2 separate regions of the Mus musculus genome follow, and region 2 is linked to region 1. A link is a loop called in an ENCODE intact Hi-C map of the cell type or tissue named here. Cell type or tissue: heart. All regions are shown on one strand. Links, peaks and the distances in the headings refer to the core of each region. The heading gives the core; the rest is flanking DNA. Region 1 overlaps Ppfia2 (protein tyrosine phosphatase, receptor type, f polypeptide (PTPRF), interacting protein (liprin), alpha 2). Region 2 has its middle 89 kb from the start of Ppfia2.

Region 1 (5,389 bases), core at 284-5,283:
GTTATCATCCTGCAATCAAAAACTCTGACCCAAAATTCTTCCTGTCTAAAAGAACTATAGGGACAAAAATGGAGAAGAGACTGAAGAAAAGGAGGTCCAGTGACAGACCCAAATTGAGATCCAGCTCAAGGGGAGGCTCTAAAGCCTAACACTAGTACTGATCCTATGGTGTGCTTATAGGTGTTATAGGCTATTACAGTTTCAAAGACAAGAACAGACACGATGAATTTCCTTTTACAAGGGAAATGCTGATCCCAAAACAATATCGCATCCTTGGAGGAAGTGACCTTGGTGCCATGGTCAAGGACTGGAAGTAAGCAAGGGCGCTGGTTCCCACCACCTTTCCCTCTTACTCTCCTGTGTGGTCCATGAAGATCACGGAGAATGACACGTGATTATCTGAAACGTAATTAAGCAGTAATCCCACCTGGCTGTTCTACCAGATGTGTCTTCTGTAGTTGAGAACTTTACCAGATGTGTCTTCTGTAGTTGAGAACTTTAATGTATCTCTGAGTCCCTTATATGAAGCTGATAAACTAGCAAGTGCCTTTATAGCCGTACCTGTCTTTAGGGACTGTCAGAAACAACTTACCTTCAGCTTATAAGACCAAACGCACTGCTTTACCTCTGACCTCAAGGGACTATTAACTCTCTAGCCCTGTGTAAAAATTTTACAATTTCCAACTTGGTGACCTCGAAATATCACGATGATCCATTATATTGATGTTTTTCTGATTGGACCAAGTGGGGAGGTAGTAGGAATCCCTTTGGACTTGTTAATGCATACGGACATCAACAGGTGAGAAATAAGTTCAACAAAAATTAAGGGTATTTCTACCCCAGTTAACTTCCAACATTGCAGTGGTATAGAGCACTCAGAGATGGTCCTTCCAGCAGCAGTTCTCAACCTGTGGGTCTCAGCCAAGGGGAAACACACATTTCCAATGGCTTTAGGGACTGAGACATGGATGGCTCAGTAGCAAAATTACAGTTAGGAAGTAACAATGGAAATAAGTTTACGGCTGGGCGTTGCTAAAAGCACCAGAAATATATGTTTTTTCAGATGGTCACAACCCACAGGTTGAGAACCAGTGTGGACATTGCTATAGCTGCGTTCTTCTGCCACTGGGGGATGGGGGGGGGGGGTAAGAGGCTTACTGACTGTATTAGGAGCTTGGAGATACCATATTTCCAAATTTGAGCATAATACTCTAGCTCATATACCAAGAGACCAGGAAAGCTGCTAGTTTTAAATGGAACCTGGGGTATTGGACACAGGAGGGTGCTTTAATCCAGAGTGTTGAACAGGTTGTTCTGTCTCTTGGGCCATGTGATCTGGCAGACTCTATCTGCCCTGTGAAAAAAAATCTTCCAGACTGAATCTTTTCCATTTTTTTTTCCTTTGTGCGTTAGAGTCCTCTACTTTCTAATTGTTAAAGGAAAAAAAAAAAGGTCCCCTCCCCCCCTTTTTTATATAACCGGGATCATGTTAGAATAATAGCAATGTGCCCTCAACACTTTTTTTTTTAAATGCTTGAAGGGACAGAGAAGTTATTAAATTTATTTTTATCACTTTACCTCTGGTTTGTTGCCAAGCAAGCAGTTGGGCCTGTGCTGGGGATGAGATAAGCATTAAAAATTCTAAACCATTGGCTGAGTCCCAGCAGGGTCCGGTGTGACACACTAAGAAGCTGGGGCGTTTGAATCTGAGGACCTAAAGATGATTGTCCTCTGCCCCTGCATCAGAAATAAGGTCTCTGAGATAGTGGTAGTGGGAAAGCAGTTGTCATATCCTCCCTTCTTCCCTCCCTCTCTTCCTCTCTTCTTTCCTCTATTCCTCCCTTGCACTTCTACCTATATTCCTTGGTGGTTTCACCACTAGCAGAATTCCAGCTAATGAAATGACTTAAACATATGACTTCTTTGTTGGTTTAGTTTAATGTGTAAGGATTTAGATATGTGCAGCCCTGTTACATCCTAGTGTTTAATTTCTGTGTATTTTTGGAGGAGCTTCTGGGTTATAAACTTATCTCCTACCATGACCTCTCCATATTTCTTGCTGAGGCCTGAGCCCACATTACTGGATTCAGATTTTAACATTTAAACATGGATTGTTATCAAGACTTCCTCAGGTATTAATACCTTTAGACAATGAACAGCCAATCAATTTTTTTTTTTAAAATAAATGCATTTCACTTCCTTCCTGAGAACTTTTAGAATTCTGAGGCCAGTATCTTATCAGGGAGCACTATGCAAACACAAAGCAAAACCGGTTCCCACTGGCGTTTCTAAAGAAATAGTGCCACTGTGTGGACATATGTGCACATTACATGAAGAGGAAATAGAAATGCTGGCGGTGTGGTGTAACAATTTGCTTAGAATATTTCTAATGTATACCATATTAATTTATTGATATGAAAAGAAGACATTATCTGTTTTCCTAAAAATGATGACGATAATATGAATGAATTCAAATTTTAATGCTTTACGAGTCAATAAAAATTGTTTGCAAAATTGCCATTGCAAACAACTTGTTCTGTGTAAACATTTGCTACCTTGAATTTAGTACAATAAAATAACAAATAGGGCTATAAGGATCCGTTAAGTGACATAAAGCTCAAAAACATTGCATTAAAAATATGGAATGAAAATATTCGAATATGAGTGGAGGTTTTTAATGTGTTCCTGACGTGCTATGAGGTAAAGTCACAATAGCATCACTTCTTTAGAATTGGCTGATTTTTTTTAATACCAACTATTAGATGCTAGAATATGACTAAACTTCATTGATAGATGCAGCAAAAAGAGATAAATGTGTCACCCTAGCAAAAGTATGTATGACACAATGAACTATTGTTTAAATAAAGAACTTATTATTTACTTTGATATTTCTGTAATGGATTTTCGAAACATCAGATATTCCATTCAATGAATTTGATTGAAAAAAATATGAAAATGTCACTTTTTCCATTTCATTTAAAATCATTTCCTTTCTGTTAGGGTGCAAAGCTTGGAACAAGTTGCATTGAGATTTTTCTTCAACAGAGGCCCAACCCCAAATACTAGTTCTATCTCCATCTATGGAAAGTGTACAACATTGCCCTCTGACAGTCAGCTCCGTGACTATGCTTTACATCCTGAGCTACCTCACTTTAAGTGTCTTGTGTATTTCTAGACTGGAGCTATAGAGTGACAAAATTCTCCCTGCCTTTCTTAATAGCAAGTGTTTTGTTAGGGGTTTTCTAAACTCATTCTACGAGAGTTAATTTGTGCCATACTTCTTCTTCATTGAGCATTGATTCTTCTTCAGTTTCCTTTGTTTAAGATGGAAGATGAAATCTACCCTCCACTCTACCACCATGAGTAGGAGAGATTTAAGATAAGGAGAAAAGACTGAAATACTCATAAGCCATGTGGGCTACATGGTGATGGCACGAGCCAGACACACAGAGGAGGTCAGGTGACAGAGAAAGACAAAGACAGAGAAAAAAGGAGAGGGGCAGAAGGGGAAGGGGAGGAGGAGAGGGAGGGAGGAAGGAAGGGAGGGAGGGAGAGGAAGATTCTAATTTTGGTACAATGCCTTCCAGCATATAATCCAAAATTCTCAGCAAGAATTTTATTTTGTACTTGGTGCAATGAAAACAAGCACGAAGCCATGATCCAACAGATATGGATATCTGTACCCTCTAGGTTCTAAGGGTTGGCAAGCATCTCAAACAGACCGCATACCACTGTGCAATAAGTACCTGCCCCAGGAGGAGGTTGGATGATGCAGATATCTGAGTCTACCATGTTAGGGAGCGGGAGGATTGGCAGAAGTGTAAAGTGCCAAAGGTTTATGGTGGACATCATCCAACCCCATTCAAATGGCAGCAGAGCAATGTGACTGAGTAAGTTGATGTGTAGTCATCTGAAATGAGTTTACCAAAGCCAAGGATCAGTGATTATAATTGATATAGCTCACTCTTGTTCTTTCCTATGAAAGGACAAGGAGCAATGAGAAGCTGCATTGCTTATTCAAAGTGAGAGAAGAAAATGAATAAAAGCAAAATTCAAAATTTTGAAATTTTGAACCCCACTCTGAACCCCATGACTTCACATTGCTCTGCTGCCATCTGTGTTCCAGTCATCTCCAGCGCTCTCCCTGTCTCTACCTCTCTCTCAAGTGCTGGAATTGCAGGCAACAGATACCAAGCCTGACTTCTTACGTGGGTGCTGGGAATTTGAACTCAGGTCCTCCAGCCATCTGGCACTGCTTCCTGCCCATCAAACCTTTCTCAGCTGCTAAGGAATGACAACCCACACAAGATGTGTCAGCTCAGAAGAACCATCACAAGATGTGTCATCTCAGAAGAACCATCACCGAGTAGGAAGCTCCCTAGAGCCAGTGGCTGATGTCAGTCTCAGGAACAAATGCAGCTAAACTCAGCTAAGCACAGTCCACACAGCATAACTGCCCTATACATCCCCTAATAAACTGTAATTGAATAGAATCATACCTTAAACACGTGTATTTTTTTGAGCCACAAAGTATTGGGTGCCGTCTTAGGCTTTAAAATACAGCTTAATGACTTGCGAACACTGTTCTAGTTAGATTGACCTACTTTTTCTTGCACTTCTTTGTTTGCATAATGTATTTCTCACTTTGTATCTTCTTGCTCTAATGATTTTGTATTAATTAAATATGAAATACAAAAAAATTGGTGAATATTTTCATATAATATTGCATAGCTTGTGCTACCCTAAGCTTATAATGTCAGATACTGAAGAATAAATTGCTCAATTCCTTATTCTCTTTAGAGAGGGCTCTCACTGAACCTGGAGCTTACACTTTTTTGCGTTCTTGCTCATCTCATGGCCAGTCAACTCCAGCGCTCTTCTTGTATCTACATCTCTATTCTAATATATTATGAAGAATAAATAAATATATATATCATCTCTATATAGAGTATATATATTCTATGATTTTCCAAAGAATGTATTATATTATGCATGGCTTATTTAAAGTGAGAAAAGAAAAGGAATAAACAGAATTCAAATAATTTAAATTCAGAAAGATTTTGACACCAATGAACTTATTGATACACATCAAGAAAACATACAACATAAACATAAACAAACAAACATACATGCAGAAGCTCAGCTTATATGAGAAGAAGTTAATGATGCACAACACAGAAAGGAGAATCAATACATTAGCTTGGTAATTAAGCATTCCATTGTAATAAATCATTCCTATTTCAAGTGTTGTACACTGAAAATACTAATCTAATGTGTGATATATTACCAACTAATAATTTCTCCTTTATCGGAATAAAAGAGATTATTTGGAATGAATTCAAGATAAGTTATGGTTACATATATTCGCTCTGAAGGATTGATTTCTAAT
Region 2 (5,389 bases), core at 266-5,265, 210 kb before region 1:
AATTAGTGTACCAAGAACATGACATGTGGTCATGAATTTCACAAATGCATTTAAAAATTAACTCCTTTCAGTCATAGAAGGGTCATAAGTAGTGAGCGCTTCTCAGAGATGAATAATAAGCACAATTCTGTCTCAGAATTATTAGCTCACCCATACAATTTATTATTCTATAGTCCAATGAGATTTAGGCCATGAAGATACTCTACACAAAGACACACTGAGTAAAGTATACTGATTGATACAACATCACTGTGGCACAGACAACCAAGAGATGGTGTCAGGAAATTACTTAATCTGTTATGGTGCTTTATTAAAACATAACAGACTGGATAACTTATAAAGAAAAATTTCTTTTTAGAGTTCTGAGGTCTGAGAAGTTGTAAGATCAAGCACAAGCACTTTGGGAATTTTCTGAGAGACTTTCTTCTGGTTTCCTATGGAGCTTGGTATCAGACTAATTATACTCCCATATTGGAAAAAGGAAGAGACCAGTGCCATGTTATCACGCAGAAGATGTGGAAGAGAAGGGCCCCATTTCCTAAGGCCCCATAGTAAGTACACTAATCTCACCCATGAGGAAGTCACCCTAATTAACCATCTCTGAAAGGCGTCTCTCGGTGTTATGACCTGTTTATTTCAACATGGGACTAGGGAATGTCGCAGTTGGATAATGTGGAGTATGATTATTACAGATATCAAGTCAGTGGTTATTGCTCTGTTTACTGCTCAGATCCACGGATGCTAAAAAAGGGACAGAATAGATCTGAAGATAAAAGACATAAACAGATAGGACAAAGATTTTTTTTGCATTTACTTTATACTAGAAAAATATATTTTGGGCTAGTATGGAACAAGGAATTAGACAAAATGGCTTAGGTATCTTAGTTTCCTTTACTGGATATCTCAGAAATAAAATAATAAGGATAATATTTAAAGTAAGTGGCCAAAATGACAGAGTTGGGTTCAATGTCATGGTTTCTCTTACCTTATCTCATGTTAATTGTGATCCCCAAAAACCAATTGCTAGGGCTGTAACACACTTAGGTACAAATGCCAGATTATTGCTTAAGAATAGTCAAGCATTTGGAAGTAAATGAATCACTCCATAATTTCCTATCTGCTCATGAAGGCTGACAGATATTATGTGTGAGTTTGAATATCTTTCTAGACACATTTATTCAAGTGTTTTCAAAAACCAATCTATGGGAATGGTATTCTACCCAACCCACACTTGAGAAAGAAAAAATGGAGGAGTTGGGGGAAAATGTGAAGATTGGATCTGTTGATTAGTCTAGGAATGATAGCATACAGACATCAACATCCTTATACGGTGCTATGTCAGCCTTGTAAAAGCACTGCTTAAAGATGGACAGGAGGGAACATGGAGCATGCAGAGAATGTACTTTCCGGTTATTTATCATAGAAAGTTATTATCATAAAGAACTCGGAAGGAACTGTAAAACAGGTCCTAAATGGAGATGCTCAGAGCAAAGGAACTATACTAGTTTCTAACTTATTGCTGTTGTAACAAATTATCCCAAATGTATTAAATTAAAGAAACAAACAAACAAAAACTTATTATCTTATTTTTAAGAACTCAGAGAAAAAAATCAAAAAAACAAGATAAAACAACAACAACAACCCCTCAGTGAGTTATAATCAAGGAGTTTCTGGAATAGATTCCTTCTGGAGACTTACAGAACAAAATGTTTCCTCTTTTACTATCCTTATTTCTGGAAGTCGTTCACATTTCTTGACCCATGGGTCCGTGCCTCTTTATTCATGGCTAGCTACTTTGGGTTGACTCTTTTTATACTGCTATCCTTGGGCTCTGTGTTCTGTTCCACATTCACTTTAGAGACAGTCAACATCATCATGATTATACAGAGAAAAAGTTATAAATGTTCCCTTCTTGTGGGTATCTCTCCACGTCATTACGTTGAATGACTACTCTTTATCCAGAAACCATTTTCTACTTGGGTTTCTATCACATGAAATGCCCTGAGTAGATGATGTCATTGCTTCCCCTTTCCCTTGAGGTGAGAATCGGTGAGCCAGCTCAGAATATGTGGAAAAAGGAGGTTGGGGGATTTGATAGCTTTGCATTGTTGTTTTCCTCCAAAGGATTTTAATTGCTAGCAACGGGAGCTTCCAATTTCTTAAATTAGTTCTTAATACATGACTGCTTGCCTCTGTTTTTTTTTTTTTTTTTTTTTTTTTTTTTTTTTTTGGCTTAGAGATGGAAATAGCCCTCACTACAGCCTGAGGTTGCTACATTACTCTCTGTGGTGTTCTTCATACTCATATCCTTAAACAGTCTTTTAATTGAGTGATCCTTGGACTCTGACCTACTAAAGGAAAAATATGTTCATCAACTTGTTTCTCCTAGTGAGTTTAAGTGTTATTTCTCTACTTACTCTCCCTCTTCATCTTGTAAAAAAACTGAAATTTATATACCCCAAATCCAATTTCCCCCACTTGGGGGCGATATTGCCTCTTTTGAGACTGAGTGGCATTTCTGGCAGCAGTAGACTAACAGAATTTAAGAGTGTCTGTTCATGTAATGATAACCTTGATTGTTGAGAAACTGAAAGACATGATTATCCACCTGCCTCCTGTGTTCTTATCATACTCAGTCATAGAAACCAAATGTTAACTGTGAAGGGAGTCTCCCACTGAGGAGTTTTCTTTCCCGTTAAATATTAAGAAAGGGTAATTTCACATTCAAGATTCAGAAATAGAGAAATTTTGGTCCCATGGACCAAAGCAAGAATGTTCCTTTAAATTAAAGACAGACACAATTCCAAGAAGCTGAAAGCTAAATCTACTACTTCTATATCAACAGAATGAGAGTTTGCTGGGGTTGTTGGGTCTTTGGTAGGAAGGCAACTGATCTGTAAACCTGTTACAAAGACACCATTGCATACCCTAGCAAGATTTTATCGAAAGGACCCAGATGTAGCTATCTCTTGTGAGACTATGCCGGGGCCTAGCAAACACAGAAGTGGATGCTCACAGCCAGCTAATGGATGGATCACAGGGCTCCCAATGGAGGAGCTAGAGAAAGAACCCAAGGAGCTAAAGAGATCTGCAACCCTATAGGTGGAACAACATTATGAACTAACCAGTACCCCGGAGCTCTTGACTCTAGCTGCATATGTATCAAAAGATGGCCTAGTCGACCATCACTGGAAAGAGAGGCCCATTGGACACGCAAAATTTATATGCCCCAGTACAGGGGAACGCCAGGGCCAAAAAGGGGGAGTGGGTGGGTAGGGGAGTGGGGGTGGGTGGTTATGGGGGACTTTTGGTACAGCATTGGAAATGTAAATGAGCTAAATACCTAATAAAAAAATGGAAAAAAAAAAAAAAGAAACCAGCAAATTCAATGAGAGCTTCCTCATCTGAATCAACGGAATTCTAGTGAAGCAAACTTCCCAAGTCTACAGGAAGGGGCTTGGTCAGTGACAGACAGAAGGAATTACAGAAAGTAAACATGTTATAGATTAAAGGATCTGTTTCCTCAGCCTAGAACTTCCAATGAACTACAAAGTACAGTTTGCAGTCATGCGATACATAGCTAATCTTTTTACTTCATTGTAAGAACAATGGTTGACATTGGTTTTATAGAGTTCAGAAAGGCATTAAGACTGAATTGGTGTGTTGTGAGAGTTTCTGAGTATTTGTAAGCGTTACACCTGTCACTTGGGCTAGAGACACAGAACTGTATGCTGAAAAAACAAAGTCTGGTCTATGTGGAACGTCTATGGTGTGTCCCTTTAGATTCGTAGTACTTGATCTTCCAGGGAAAGAGTTTGTATTGAATGCTTTATCAAGCTATTCTCTTCTCTGACATCTAACTGGTTTGAAATAAAAACAACCCCCAGCTGTGGATTTGTGGAAAGAATGGCAGCTGCTTACTGCCCCAGTTTTTTCCATAAGGAATCCTTTGAGTGAAAATTGTGACCTTCCTGTCTTTTTAATTAGTTTCTTTAATAAGCAGTCCTTGGGTGAATTTGACTGTTAGACCCATTTACTTCAAGTTCCTTGAGTTATACTCTACTCCTGATATTTTTTTCTGTATACCCAATTCCAAACTGATTTATCTATTTTTTTTCTCATATGGATTCTACTGTACTATTTTAAATGGATTGTAGAGGAAAGTATTTCTATTTATACAAAATAGTGTTCATCTTAAAGCCCTCAAATTAGCTTGAGGAGAAAAAAAAAAGCATACGTTTTGACCTAAATGATGTCTGAACTAACACAAGATAACTTCATTCCCATTTAAAAACAAAACAAAACAAACAAAACAAAACAAAAACAAAAAACAAATAAGTGTGTTTTCACAGGCCTGTGTGATAGTATAAACTCTATTCCACTAACAGATAAGAAATTTAAATAAAACAAGTCCCTTCCGCTCGACTTGAACCCCGGGCTACCTTGCCAGCAGAGTCTTGCCCAACACCCGCAAGGGCCCACACGGGACCCCCCACGGGTTCCTAAGACCTCTGGTGAGTGGAACACAGCGCCTGCCCCAATCCAATCGTGCGGAACCTGAGACTGCGGTACATAGGGAAGCAGACTGCCCAGGCCTGACTAGGGACAAAAGCCCCTTCCGCTCCACTCCAGCCCAGGGCTTCCTGGCCAGCGGAGTTGCCTGACACCCGCAAGGGCCCCCACAGGATTCCCCACGGGATCCTAAGACCTCTAGTGAGTGGAACACAACTTCTGCCAGGAGTCTAGTTCGAACACCAGATATCTGGGTTCCTTCCCTGCAAGAAGAGTGCTTTCCTGCAGAGAATACTCTACCCACTGAAACCAAGGAGAGTGCTACCCTCCCAGGTCTGCTTATAGAGGCTAACAGAGTCACCTGAAGTACAAGCTCTTAACAGAGACAACTATAACAGCTAGCTTCAGAGATTACCAGATGGCGAAAGGCAAACGTAAGAATCCTACTAACAGAAATCAAGACCACTCACCATCATCAGAACGCAGCACTCCCACCCCACCTAGTCCTGGGCACCCCAACACAACTGAAAATCTAGACCCAGATTTAAAAGCATTTTTCATGATGATGATAGAGGACATCAAGAAGGACTTTCATAAGTCACTTAAAGAATTACAGGAGAGCACTGCTAAAGAGTTACAGGCCCTTAAAGAAAAGCAGGAAAACACAGCCAAACAGGTAGAAATCATTAAAGAAAAACAGGAAAACACATCCAAACAGGTAATGGAAATGAACAAAACCATACTAGAACTAAAAGGGGAAGTAGACACAGTAAAGAAAACCCAAAGTGAGGCAACGCTGGAGATAGAAACCCTAGGAAAGAGATCTGGAACCATAGATGCCAGCATCAGCAACAGAATACAAGAAATGGAAGAGAGA

What was found. Hi-C counts contacts between places; a loop is a spot of excess contacts. Peaks named below come from ENCODE experiments on the same cell type or tissue, not always from the same donor. Only the 100,000 strongest peaks of a DNase experiment are listed, where the experiment ranks them.
Region 2: a loop joins it to region 1, with 7 times the contacts of the local background. A loop is called at or near these places in 8 of 42 quality-filtered maps.

The regions. Positions count from the first base shown.
Region 1 is chr10:106,583,620-106,589,008 of GRCm38, forward strand. All of the region lies in intron 3 of Ppfia2 (protein tyrosine phosphatase, receptor type, f polypeptide (PTPRF), interacting protein (liprin), alpha 2), which reads left to right. All of the region lies in intron 3 of 4930532I03Rik (RIKEN cDNA 4930532I03 gene), which reads right to left. Among named protein-coding and RNA genes, the nearest start is that of 4930532I03Rik, 16 kb to the right of the region's middle. In heart, for the core only: a CTCF peak has its summit at 2,311; no DNase peak of the experiment used is centred there.
Region 2 is chr10:106,378,299-106,383,687 of GRCm38, forward strand. No RefSeq gene overlaps it. Among named protein-coding and RNA genes, the nearest start is that of Ppfia2, 89 kb to the right of the region's middle. In heart, for the core only: a CTCF peak has its summit at 2,487 (motif pointing right); no DNase peak of the experiment used is centred there.